2 separate regions of the Homo sapiens genome follow, and region 2 is linked to region 1. Evidence: chromatin contacts called from ENCODE Hi-C or POLR2A ChIA-PET data. All regions are on one chromosome and are shown on one strand. Each heading gives the region's core, a stretch centred on a gene start or an enhancer-like site at or near the end of the contact. The rest is flanking DNA. Distances are from core to core; before and after follow the strand shown.

Region 1 (6,952 bases), core at 977-3,476:
ACACAATTCTCCTGCCTCAGCCTCCCAAGTAGCTGGGATTACGGGCACATGCCAACATGCCTGGCTAATTTTTTTTTTTTTTTTTTGTATTTTAGTAGAGACAGGGTTTCACCACGTTGCCCGGGCTGGTCTCGAACTCCTGAGCTCAGGCAATCCGCCCACCTCAGCCTCCCAAAGTTCTAGGATTACAGGTGTGAGCCACCATGCCTGGCCTGTTTTTATTTATTTTATTTTTGAGACAGAGTCTCACTCTGTCACCCAGGCTGGAGTGCAGTGGTACGATCTTGGCTCACTGCAACTTCTGCCTCCCAGGCTCGAGCAAGCCTCCCACCTCAGCCTCCCCAGTAGCTGGGATTACAGGCATGCACCACCATGTCAGGCTAATTTTTGTATTTTTGGTAGAGATGGGGTCTCACTATGCTGGAGTTGGAGAACTCCTAGGCTTAAGCAATCCTGCCTTGGCCTCCCAAAGTGTTGGGATTACAGGCGTGAGCCACCATGCCAGGTGAGGTCTAGAATTTGAGGCCAGCCTGGGCAACATAGTGAGACCCTGCCTCTACAAAACACTTTAAAAATAATTAGCTGGGCATGGTTGCCTATGCCTGTAATACTAACTACTCAGGAGGCTGAGGTAGGAGGATTGTCAGAGCCCAGGAAGTCCAGGCTGCAGCCGGATGATGGAGCAAGACTCTGTCTCTAAAAAATTTTTGTAAATAGGCCAGGCGCAGTTGCTCACGCCTGTAATCCCAGCACTTTGGGAGGCCGAGACGGGCAGATCACGAGGTCAGGAGATCAAGACCATCCTGGCTAATGCAGTGAAACCCCGTCTCTACTAAAAATACAAAAAATTAGCCAGGCGCGGTGACGGGCACCTGTAGTCCCAGCTGCTTGGGAGGCTGAGGCAGGAGAATGGCGTGAACCCGGGAGGCAGAGCTTGCAATGAGCCGAGATCGCGTCACTGCACTCCAGCCTGGGTGACAGAGCAAGACTCCGTCTCAAAAAAAAAAAAAAAAATTGTAAATAATAATGATTTAAAAAAACATTCAGGCTCTTTCTGATACTTATGCATGGTCTAATGAATTCCCTTTCTTCTTGTTTGTGCAATGGCTGTCTCTAACACAAGGTTTAGACTTTTGAATACTTTTTTTTTTTTTGCACAGATACCGTTTCTTTTTCTTGTTTAGACACAGGATCTTGCTCTGTCACTGTCACCTAGGCTGGAGTGTGTAGCTATCACAGCTCACTGCATCCTCCAACTTCTGGGCACAAGGGATCCTGCCACCTCAGCCTCTTGAGTAGCTGGGACTACAGTTATGTACCACCCAGGCCCAGCTACACTTTTTAAAGAGATGGGGGTCTTGGTACATTGTCCAGCTGGTCTAGAACTCCTGGACTCAAGCAGTCCTTCTGCCTTGGCCTCTCAAGGTGCTGGGGTTGCAGGCATGAGCCACTGTGCCCAGCTTTTTGTTGTTGTTGTTTTGTTTTCGTTTTGTTTTGAGAGACAGGCTCTATCTCTGTCTCCCAGGCTAGAGTGCAGTGGCATAATCATAGCTCACTATAGCCTTGAATTACTGGGCTCAAGCAACCCTCCTGTCTTAACCTCCAGTGTAGCTAGGAATTTAGGTGTGTGGCACAACACCTGGCTGATTTTTAATTTTTTTATATAAATGGAGTCTCACTATGTTGGCCAGGCTGGTCTCAAACTCCTGGCCTCAAGCAATCCCCCTGCCTTGGCCTCCCAAGGTGCTGGGATTACAACCTTGATCCACCATGCCTGACCAGCACAGATAATTATTAATGATTGTTTCATACTCCAGATGTCAGCTTGCTTTGCAAAAATGTAGCAGTATCTATTATGTTCTTTGTAAAGATACGAGTAATAAAAGCTCACACTGCAAAATTTTCACAAATGTAATTTCATTTATTCTTCACCAAAGCCTTATTTTGTGGATCAGAACATTGAGGTTCACTGCCATCATGACTGATTTTCTAATTGTTATGATATCCTTCTGGAAAGGTGGGGTTTTTTTTTGCTGTTATCGTACATCTCAAGGGCCTTTAATGGGATGAGTGACTCACTGTAAAGTTTGTAAGTTGGGTGACTTTATCACTGACATCCCTCAGGAACAGCCACAAGAAGTAAATGGGGGTGGATTTTTAGTGTTTGCCACTGACACATTCTTAGTTTTAGCCAAAAAAAAAAAAAAAAGAAAAAGAAAAAAAGAAAAAGCTAAAGCAACTCATTACACAAGAATGCCGCCCCGTCTTGGACTCTCCTCTTCAACAAGGATGATTCCTGCCCTGTAAAATTACATTGTAAGAAACGTGTCAAAGATGAAAAAATTTGGAAGCATGTTCAATCAATAAGATTGCTGGAAAGCAAATGGAAATTACATTCTATCCAGGGAAAAGGAGAGCCAGCCACCTGCCAGAAATGGAAAGTTCACAGGACTGAAAAATAGCATCTGGCTTCCTTTGCAGTAGAATGTGGAGCCAAAAAGATACTTTCACTTAAAGGCAGTTAGGAAATTACCAGTTTGCTGTGAAGAGCACTGACCAGAGGGTGGGGAGAGGTGACAGAGGACAGCCACTGGAATCGGAGGAACCTGGCTGCTGATCTGGGCTCCTTCACTTCTGGGATAACCCCAGGCAAATTATCAACCTCTCCGGGCTGTTGTGGGAATTAAACAGAATAATGCATACAGGGCCCCTGTTAGCATCATATGCATCTAACATGCTAGTCCTCTTCCTCCACCCGTTGGGATCACCTTGTGACTTTCACCTTTTTTTGGTTGCTGTTGTTATTTGGTTTTTCTTAGTTTACATCAGACACCTTGTGCAGTGGGCGCCATCTCCCTTTATGGAAGGTGAAGAGGCCTCATGCTTCTTGCCTCTGACACGTGAAGAACAGGAACACGAACAGGCCTGAACTCTTATGCACTTTCATATCTTTTTGTTTTTTTTTTTTTTTTTTTTTTTTTTGAGGCAGGTTCTCACTCCGTCATCCAGGCTGGAGTACAGTGGCACAAACTCGGCTCACTGCAACCTCCGCCTCCTGGGTGCAAGCAATTCTCCTGCCTCAGCCTCCTGAGTAGCTGGGATTATAGGTGCCTACCACCATGCCTGGTTAATTTTTTTGTATTTTTATTAGAGACGGGGTTTCACCATGTTGGCCAGGCTGGTCTCGAACTCCTGACTTCAAGTGATCTGCCTCCCTTGGCCTCCCAAAGTGCTGGGTTTACAGGCATGAGCCACCGTGCCTGGCCGAACTTTCATATCTTCATTTGGATTGCCTGAAAGCAGAACAACAGGCAAGGGCATGGGTGTCGGGAGTTTATTTTGGGAGTCATCCTAGGGAGCAAGGCTGTAGGAGTGAGGAAAGTGAGATGTAAAAGGAGGTGGCAACAATGAAGGCTGTCTTGCTGAGCTTCTCAGTGTGGACACTGGAGCTCCATCCATCCTGTTGGGGACCATCTGATGAACAATATAGAATGAATCTCACAGTTACTCTTAACGGAAGCCTAGAGCAATTTCACTCCTGGTCATGTACCCAAGAGAAATGAAAACATATGTCCACACAAAAACTTGTATATGAATATTTATAGTAATGCTAGTCATAATAGCTAAAGGTGGAAACAACCCAAATATGTCCATCAACTGATGAAGGGATAAATAAAATGTGGTATATCCATACAGTGGAATATTATTCAGCCATAAAAGGGAATGAAGGTTTTTTTGTTTTGTTTTGTTTTTTTGAGACAGAGTCTCGCTCTGTCATGTAGGAGTGCAGTGTGTGATCTTGGCTCACTGCAATATTCACCTCTGGGTTCCAGGGTTCAAGTGTTTCTCCTGCTTCAGCTTCCTAAGTAGCTGGGATTACAGGAACGCACCACCATGCCTGGTTAATTTTTGTATTTTTGGTAGAGACGGGGCTTCATCCTCTTGGCCAGGCTGGTCTCAAACTCCTGACCTCAAGTGATCTGCCCACTTCAGCCTCCCAAAGTGCTGGGATTACAGGCATGAGCCACATGAAGTTCTGATACATGCTAGAACATGGGTGAATCTTGACAAGATTATGCTAAGCAAAAGAAGCCAGACACACAAGACCATGTACTCTATGGTTCCATTTGTTTGAAATGTTAACAACAGGGAAATTTATAGAGAAATGAAGTAGATTAGTGGCTGCCTAGGGATGAGAGGATTAGGGGAGTAGGAGGGTGATAGCTTAAAGGGTTTGTTTTGGGCATGATAAAAATGTTCTAAAATTAATTGACTGTGGTGATGGTTGTACATTTCTGTGAATATACTAAAAAAATGGAAGTTTACATTTTAAATAAGTGAATTATATGATATAATGAAGCAGGATTTTTGTTTTGTTTTTGTTTTTGTTTTAAAGGAGGGGGACTGGGGCACTGAGTGAGGATAGACTCTGGAGTGTGTTAACTCTCCCATCACTTCTGGGCTGCAGACTGAAAACTGAGTGAATTCCTTGGGGTTCAGCCAGAGAAGCAGTGGGTGCTTTAGGTGGAAGACTCAGCATGCCTGCACCTAGCTGTGGCCACAATGAGAGGCAGCCTGAGAAAGTGTGGTCAAGGGCACCATGAATGTTGGCTGTACTCCTCCCTGAACATTGCATCTTAAGAGAGGGTCATAAAGATGTAGGAATGAGAGGAAGATTATTGCAATATGATCCAGCAATCCCATTTCTGGTTATATACACCCCAAAAGTTGAAAGCAGGGACTTGAAGAGATATTTGCACACCCATGTTTATAGCAGCATTATTCCCGATAGCCAAAAGATGAAAGCAACCCAAGTTATAGATTGATGAATGGATAGACAAAATATGGTATAGACACACAATTGAACATTATTCTGCCTTAAAGAGGAAAGAAATTCTGACCTACGACATGGATAAACCTTAAAGACATTAGGCTAAGTGAAATAAGCCAGTGATGAAAGGACAAATGTTGTGTGGTTCCACTTATGTGAAGTACTTACATAAGTACTTACACCAGTACTTAGTACTTATACTAAGTACTTACACCAGTACTTAATGCTTATACTAAGTACTTATACCAGTACTTAATACTTATACTAAGTACTTACACCAGTACTTAGTACTCATACTAAGTACTTACATCACATCAGTACTTAGTACTTATACTAAGTACTTGCATCAGTACTTAGAATAGTCAAATTCATAGAGACAGAAAGTAGAATGGTGGTTACCAGCAGCCGGGAGAAGGGGCAAATGAGGAGTTAGGAGTTAGAATTTAATGGATACAGAGTTTCAGCTTAGGAAAATGAAAAAAATCCAGAGATAGAGGTTGATGATATTTGCATAACAATGTGAATGTACTTAATGCTACTAAACTGTAACTTTAAAATGCTTAAAACATTTTTTTTTTTTTTTTTTTTAAATTTATTTTTTTATTGATAATTCTTGGGTGTTTCTCACAGAGGAGGATTTGGCAGGGTCATGGGACAATAGTGGAGGGAAGGTCAGCAGATAAACAAGTGAACAAAGGTCTCTGGTTTTCCTAGGCAGAGGACCCTGCGGCCTTCCGCAGTGTTTGTGTCCCTGATTACTTGAGATTAGGGAGTGGTGATGACTCTTAAGGAGCATGCTGCCTTCAAGCATCTGTTTAACAAAGCACATCTTGCACCGCCCTTAATCCATTTAACCCTGAGTGGACACAGCACATGTTTCAGAGAGCACCGGGTTGGGGGTAAGGTCACAGATCAACAGGATCCCAAGGCAGAGGAATTTTTCTTAGTGCAGAACAAAATGAAAAGTCTCCCATGTCTACTTCCTTCTACACAGACACGGCAACCATCCGATTTCTCAATCTTTTCCCCACCTTTCCCGCCTTTCTATTCCACAAAGCCGCCATTGTCATCCTGACCCGTTCTCAATGAGCTGTTGGGCACACCTCCCAGACGGGGTGGTGGCCGGGCAGAGGGGCTCCTCACTTCTCAGTAGGGGCGGCCGGGCAGAGGCGCCCCTCACCTCCCGGACGGGGCGGCTGGCCGGGCGGGGGGCTGACCCCCCCATCTCCCTCCCGGACGGGGCGGCTGGCCGGGCAGAGGGGCCCCTCACTTCCCAGTAGGGGCGGCCGGGCAGAGGCGCCCCTCACCTCCCGGACGGGGCGGCTGGCCTGGCGGGGGGCCGACCCCCCCCCACCTCCCTCCCGGACGGGGTGGCTGCCGGGCGGAGACGCTCCTCACTTCCCAGATGGGGTGGCTGCCGGGCGGAGAGGCTCCTCACTTCTCAGACGGGGCAGCTGCCGGGCGGAGGGGCTCCTCACTTCTCAGACGGGGTGGTTGCCAGGCAGAGGGTCTCCTCACTTCTCAGACGGGGCGGCCGGGCAGAGACGCTCCTCACCTCCCAGACGGGGTCTCGGCCGGGCAGAGGCGCTCCTCACATCCCAGATGGGGCGGCGGGGCAGAGGCGCTCCCCACTTAAAACATTTTTTAAGCCAATGGCTTACTGCACAAATAAAAAAACGCTATTAAAAAAGAAGGGGGAGAGTCATGCTGTCTGTGCAGCCCCTTGCTGGGCTTCCTGCTCCCACACCTCCCTTGGCTCTGCCTTTTCCAAGCCTGATTCTCCAGCCTTCTCGAAGAATACATGAGCTCCCTGATTTCCTTCCAGTGCATTCCTTTTCTGCTCACGTTTGCCAATTACTCGCTGTTTCTTGCAACCCAGAACCCTGACTCATCCACATCTAGAATAGAATTGGCAAAGCAGAAGTTTCAGGTTGTTTTACACTATAGCCATTTATTAACACAAACCCTAGGGCCAGACTTAATATTATAGATGGGACTGTTTTTAGACAAGATTCAGCTTTTCTTAACAGCTAAAAGGAATTAGGTCCAACTGATGATTCAGGAAAAGTATGTGCTGTGAAGTGGCTTCTTAGTGGGGTGGGAGTGGCGTTGGGTCCGCTT
Region 2 (6,326 bases), core at 3,819-6,318, 270 kb before region 1:
GCACCCGCCACCACGCCTGGCTAATTTTTTGTATTTTTTAGTAGAGGCGGGGTTTCACCGTGTTAGCCAGGATGGTCTCGATCTCCTGACCTCGTGATCTGCCCGCCTTGGCCTCCCAAAGTGCTGGGATTACAGGCGTGATTCACTGCGCCCAGCCTAAATTATCTGTATTAAACTCCTGCAGCACTGACAAGTAGAAATAACATTTTTGAAAGCTCAGAGAAGTATTTTCCAACATTTGCTTAAGCCTAGAAAAAAGTCTGGCAATCAATAAACATTTGATTAACTTAAATAATGTAACTTTCGGTAAGTTACTTATCATTTCGTGATCTGTAAAATAGAGAAAATAATGGTAATTTATTAACCACCTAAGGAAATCGTAATAATTTACTTTTAAAAAATGATATTGGTGGTCGGACATGGTGGCTCATGCCTGTAATCCCAGCACTTTGGGAGGCCGAGGCGGGTGGATCACCTGAGGTCAAGAGTTTGAAACCTGCCTGACCAACATGGTGAAATCCCATCTCTACTAAAAATACAAAAATTAGCTGGGCATGGTGGCGCATGCCTGTAATCCCAGCTACTTGGGAGGGTGAGACAGTAGAATGGCTTGAACCTGGGAGGTGGAGGTTGCAGTGAGCTGAGATCATGCCACAGTACTCCAGCCTGGGTGACAAAGCAAGACTCACTCCATCTTAAAAAAAAAATGATATTGGTAATTCTTTCTTTGAATAAAGAAGACTAAAAGTACTGTAACAAGGCTTCATGTAACTCTCAATGTAAGGGAGTAACCTCATTTTCTGGAAAACTGAATATTTTCTTTTTATGTACTAAGGCTTGTTTTTAGTCTTTTCTTTTTTAAACCAGCATGTATACAAATATTTCTAAAACGCACTTTAAGTCCCTTGTTTTGTTAAACAAAATATGTCAATATACTTCAACATTTTCTCAATGATCACAGTGGTGACCTAGAATACTAGTGTTTATAGTATTTTGGTTCACAGCATTGGGTTCATGAACTACATGGGGGTCTTCTTCCTAAACTAAGTGGCCATGAGAAATCTTTTGTAGTTGTTGTTTGAGATGGGGTCTCGCTGTGTCGCCCAGGCTGCAGTGCAGTGGTCTGATCTTGGCTCACTGCAGTCTCCACCTCCCGGGTTCCAGCGATTCTCCTGCCTCAGCTCCCCCCACCACCCCAGTAGCAGGGACTACAGGTGTGCACCACCACACGTGGCTAATTTTTGTATTTTTTTTAGTACAGTCAGGGTTTCACCAAGTCGGCCAGGCTGGTCTCGAACTCCTGACCTCAAGTGATCTGCCTGCCTTGGCCTCCCAAAGTGCTGGGATTACAGGCGTGAGCCACAGCACCCAGCCTAGCAATCTTGTTTCTGTACAATTATGGGGCCTGCTGAAGTTCAGTCCTGCTCTCACTGAGTCTACTGTTTTACCATCCTCCCATTTTCTGCTTCTGACATTTGACACCAGAAAGCCAGCAAACCAGGCTTGTTCCAGAACTTTGGGGTGTAGCCTTTTCTATGGTGTAGGGTACATGGACTTCATGATGCCTCTTGGGATTGCTAAGTGTCTAACAATGTTCAATTCTGTCTTCACCACAGCACTATGTTGCTTCGTATTTCTGCATTATAAAATCTGCCTGATAAATAATCCGCTTGTTCCTCTCATATGCTGACAGATTTCTGCATGGTCAATGGAGCTTAGAGTATATAAAATACAAGTCTGGGAGAGTTTCCTTATAGTTCAAATATATAAATTTAATGTTCAAAAGAATGTAATTGTTTCAAGCAACATACTAGTAGACAAGCTGGAACTCACTGATTTCATTTCATTAGTCTCAAATAACAAAGGGTACTTCATAGCATCAAAAGCCAGACCTCACAATAACTTATGTTTTAGTATCTTACAGTATCTCATTATATAAATAATAAAATGACTAGGGTTTTGGTGAGAAGGAAGAGAGAAGAGCCACATGGTATTCAAAGAATGCCAGGAAACCACAAATACTGCATTCTTTTGAACATTAAATATACTTGAACTATAATGGAAACTCTCCCAGACTTACATTTTATATAAATACACTAAGCTCCATTCACTGTGAAGAAAACTGTCGTCATACGGAAGAAAATAAGTTGATTATTTATCAGGCAAAATTTATAACACAAAGTGCTAAATCAGGCACATTGCATTAAACATTATACTGACTATAAACAAGGATAGAAATTACGGAAGTGCATAGCTTTGGAAATTGAGTGAAAATAACAGCATAATTCAACTTTAATTGGATGCCTATAGATGAAACAATAATTGACTCTTAACTGTAACTCCAAGATATTTTATGACTATAACATTTTCTAAGTAATCTACTTGAAAAATACCTCATTGACTCATCAAATCCTATCTTTAAAATGTTACCCTCGTTCCAAGAAAATCACATGCATACACTAGAATGAAATGACTTGTCAAATATAATTTGAATCCAGTAAAACAAAAAAAGCATTAATCTGTACTTTCTCATTAATAGCAAGATAATTTTCCAAGTGAAACACACACAATACAATACACATTTGTTGAGACTCCCCAATGGCTCCCACTTGTCTTTCCAACCTTCATATCCTTCCACAGGCCTTTGCAGAGGAATCCCTTCCGACTATCAGTCTCTGAAGAATTCTCACACTTCCTGACACCACACCTCTACTCAGGGTGCTCTGCCCTCCCTACTTGGGACTATTGTGTCTCCTCACCCAAGTCTTATTGGAACATCTTTCCAGGTCCTTCATAACTGCTCTATTTCCCAAGAAGCCTTCTTGGGGCAGAAATAATCCCTCCTTGCTCTCACCCCCATGGTACTCAGCACCTGGTACTCTCATGTGCGACTTCTATGCTCTGGGTTTTCTCACAGCACACATGGCTTACTAACTGCCTATCTCCCAACCACACACAGGAAGCTCTTAAGGCCAAGTAGCACCACTGTATGTCCACAGAAACTAGCACAAAGACTGTGCACATACAAATTAATTGCAAACCACATCGTGAAAATCCTAAGCATAAAGAAAGAAAAAGGTCATATTTTAATCACCATCTAATACAGAACAGTTTCTTAAGGCCTCTCTGTAATAATTTTAAAGTTAAGGGGAAAATGCTTGGCTCAGTCCACTCCGTATAAACTCCTTAAACATTAACTAGTAATTTTAAAAGCATGAAATGACTTTCTCCCCTGGGGCTTTATATAGAACCATAATAACCGCAACACGAGCTTCAGGACTCTGCAATTGCCTGATACTAAAGTCCCACTGTGAGATTCCACGTGGTGGCTTGTTATCAGCCTTACATAGAACAAATGTGGTCAGCCAAAAATTTACTGTGGGGCTCAAAAACATTTTAGGGGCTCATACAAGCTTAGGGCCTTGACATTTAAGTGATAACTGAGAGGCATGCACTGATAGAAAATCCTCAGAGACTCAGAAGAGTTTTAAACAATGCAGTTGTACATTTTTATAGGGCACATGTTCTGAAACCTCAAAAATAGATATGTAAATGTCATCTGAAGCTGTGTCATTTTTACTTAATTTTTGGCATAACCTGTCGCCTCAAAAAGTCTTTGTGGCTTGTGTATGGCAGGCAAACGGTGTCAGATGCACTTCCAAAGTGCCATGAGGCGTGGACTGGACGTCAGCTCTGCTTTGCACGTGCAATTCCTGCCTGCAGAACTGCAGCTAGCATCTGCTGCCTCTGGCATCTGCTGCCTCTGGATGAGCCTCTATTTGGAAAGTGGGAATTATTTTTTCTTCCACATCCAAGACCAGCAGAGTAGCTTTCAATCCCAGTCAACTGCTCTTTGCCGCAGAAATCAATATAAGCAACAGAGGAAAAAAACAATAAAGGGGCTAAGCCTCCAAAATCTTGCATTTTCCCTTGGCTCGGGCAAAGGTCCCCTCATTTCTTTCAAGAACACCAGAGGCAAGAGTTTGAGGTGGGGGCCGCAGGAGCACGTACCACAAGACCTTCTTACTGAGCCACAATCTGCAGCTAACTCTTGGTCAATCTGTGCAGTGGAGAAGCGGCACACAACATATCAAAATCTAGTTAAAAAATAAAACAAAACCCCTCATGGTCACATCTTTGTTCAAACTATCTTACTAGAGCTCGTGCTTCCAAAGAATCAGATAGACTCATTTGAGAGTCTACTCTAAATCTTGCCCTCCCCTGTAGCTGGAATGGTCCCTAAACAGCTCTGAGATGGCCAGAGAATACCAGTGGAAACAGCTAGTAACAGCCACTTCCTACCTCTGTAGGGTTCTACCAAATACTTGCACATACCTTGTCTTATTTGGTCATTTTCCACAGTGTGGGATACCATAGGTGTGACCATTTTCTCAGCTGAGAAAAGGGAGGCTCAGGGAGTGCACAGAGAAATATACAACGGAATAGGTCCAGGAAGTGCCAGATCTCGAGGTCAAACCATGATACTAATAATTACCCTCGACTGCCTCTGTTGTAAGCCACCATATTCAATCTTTTGATAGACAGAGAAATGGGAGACTCAAACAAGTGACAGAGACAGAACCGGGGGTTTCACACAAGGTCTCACAGAGCCTACAGCCTGAATTCCGTCTCAGCCTAGGAACCCTCTGCAAAATCCAGATGTTTTGCCTTCAGGCCCAGCTGGCCTTCGACCACAGAGCACTCACAAAGTGCAGCAGGGCCCCGCTGGGAGGCCCCACTCCACTCCGAGTGCTGCTTCTAACTGCAGCCCCCGCACGGCAGCCCGCCACCCAACTGACTGCTCTGGGCTATTTATGAGATGGTCCCTGCTCTCGGGAGACGTCCCTCTTTGGATTATTCATCCTCTCCTCACCCCCAAAGCAGCAAAACCAGCACACGCCGTCCCCCCAGCGTCAAGCCCCACTCCAGGGTTTGCAGGCAGCTGCCTCCCTCTCCGCCCCCTCTTTTAGAGACAGTCAGGGCTCCAGACTCTCCGCTGGGCTCTGTGCTGAATGTTACCCTTTGTCTCAGAACCCTGGGCTGGCTCTGACGGCTGGAAAGCCTGAACAACAATGATGAATCAGAGTATTTATTTTTGAGGTTTTCTCCAAGCTGCCTCTTCATCAGCTCTGAAATAGCAGCATTCAAGCTGCCACAGACACTTCCCGAAGTTTGCTGGCCTAGGGTTCCCAATGGGGAAAACATCACCTCCCTGGCAACAAACACAACAGCCTCCTAACACCCCTTCTGCAGGAGAGGCACCAACTGCATCTCTCCAAAAGACGGGTGGCCTACATGTTTAAATTGATTTTCGAAATTATTTTCAAATCCCTCGGGTTGCGTGAGCAAGGGTGGATTTCTATTTCTAAGTGTGGTGACCTTTTCTAAAACTGTTTTATGCTTTTCACTCTTCTGTGATTGGTGCCACCTAGGACTGCACACTGCATTCATTTGGTGTGTCTGAGTGAGCTGTTTAATCCAGAACAAGGAAACTCATCCCTTCAAATCTGAATTAAAGAAGCATCTCTCTGGGTACGATGAGGTTTTCTGATGTAAAACTCTCATCTAAAAGTTAGCCATTCTTATTAAGATTGAAACCTTAGGCCGGGCGCGGTGCTTACGCCTGTAATCCCAGAACTTTGGGAGGCCAAGGCGGGCAGATCACAAATCAGGTGATCGAGACTATCCTGGCTAACACAGTGAAACCCCATCTCTACTAAAAATAAAAAAAAATTAGCTGGATGTGGTGGCGGGCGCCTGTAGTCCCAGCTACTCAGGAGGCTGAGGCAGGAGAATGGCGTGAACCTGAGAGGCGGAGCTTGCAGTGAGCCGAGATCACGCCACTGCAATCCAGCCTGGAGGACAGAGCAAGACTCCATCTCAAAAAAAAAAAAAAGATTTCAAAGCTTAAATTAAATGAATTTAATGAAATAACTAGCCTTGCAAAAGGGAAACGTAAGAATAACTCACAAATTAGAAAAGTATTGTTTCTTGCTGTGCTGCTTGATGGCTTGTCACAGCAGAACAATATCCTCCACCCAAAGCGTTTATTTACACACATACACTCAGCCTGACGTTTAAGAGTGCAAAGGAGTTTTTAAAAAAGGCAGCTGGGGAAAAAACAAGAGTGAAAATCTGAGGACACCACACAGAAATACAATGATGTCTACACATGAAACTCAGTCTCCAATAAAAAATGTTTTAGTACATTTGCCTGTGAACAGATGAGCTTTGGTAAGTGTTGAGATCAGAAGGGAGTGGACTGTTCTTTTCATCACAGTTCCGAAGATAAAAGGAGAAGTACAGACTGCTGATAAAAGTCTGGC

Evidence for each region. Hi-C counts contacts between places; a loop is a spot of excess contacts on that map. ChIA-PET counts read pairs that join two places held with the same protein, here RNA polymerase II (POLR2A). Pooled maps may share reads with other maps.
Region 2: a loop to region 1 is called in a map of chondrocyte, with 2.2 times the contacts of the local background. The contact joins two enhancer-like sites. A Hi-C loop is called at or near these places in 1 of 168 maps with a recorded cell type or tissue (chondrocyte) and 2 of 50 pooled maps. POLR2A ChIA-PET finds 5 or more read pairs at or near these places in 4 of 52 experiments (BJ, GM12878, Panc1 and 1 more).

The regions. Positions count from the first base shown.
Region 1 is chr17:66,268,450-66,275,401 of GRCh38, reverse strand. No RefSeq gene overlaps it. Among named protein-coding and RNA genes, the nearest start is that of PRKCA, 31 kb to the left of the region's middle. Within about 2 kb of position 2,226, at least 5 of the 41 ENCODE cell types and tissues checked have a DNase peak (open chromatin) inside an H3K27ac peak, as active enhancers do.
Region 2 is chr17:66,538,978-66,545,303 of GRCh38, reverse strand. The region is part of intron 3 of PRKCA (protein kinase C alpha); the gene reads right to left. Among named protein-coding and RNA genes, the nearest start is that of PRKCA-AS1, 130 kb to the right of the region's middle. RefSeq lists a silencer at 2,824-2,873. Within about 2 kb of position 5,068, at least 17 of the 41 ENCODE cell types and tissues checked have a DNase peak (open chromatin) inside an H3K27ac peak, as active enhancers do.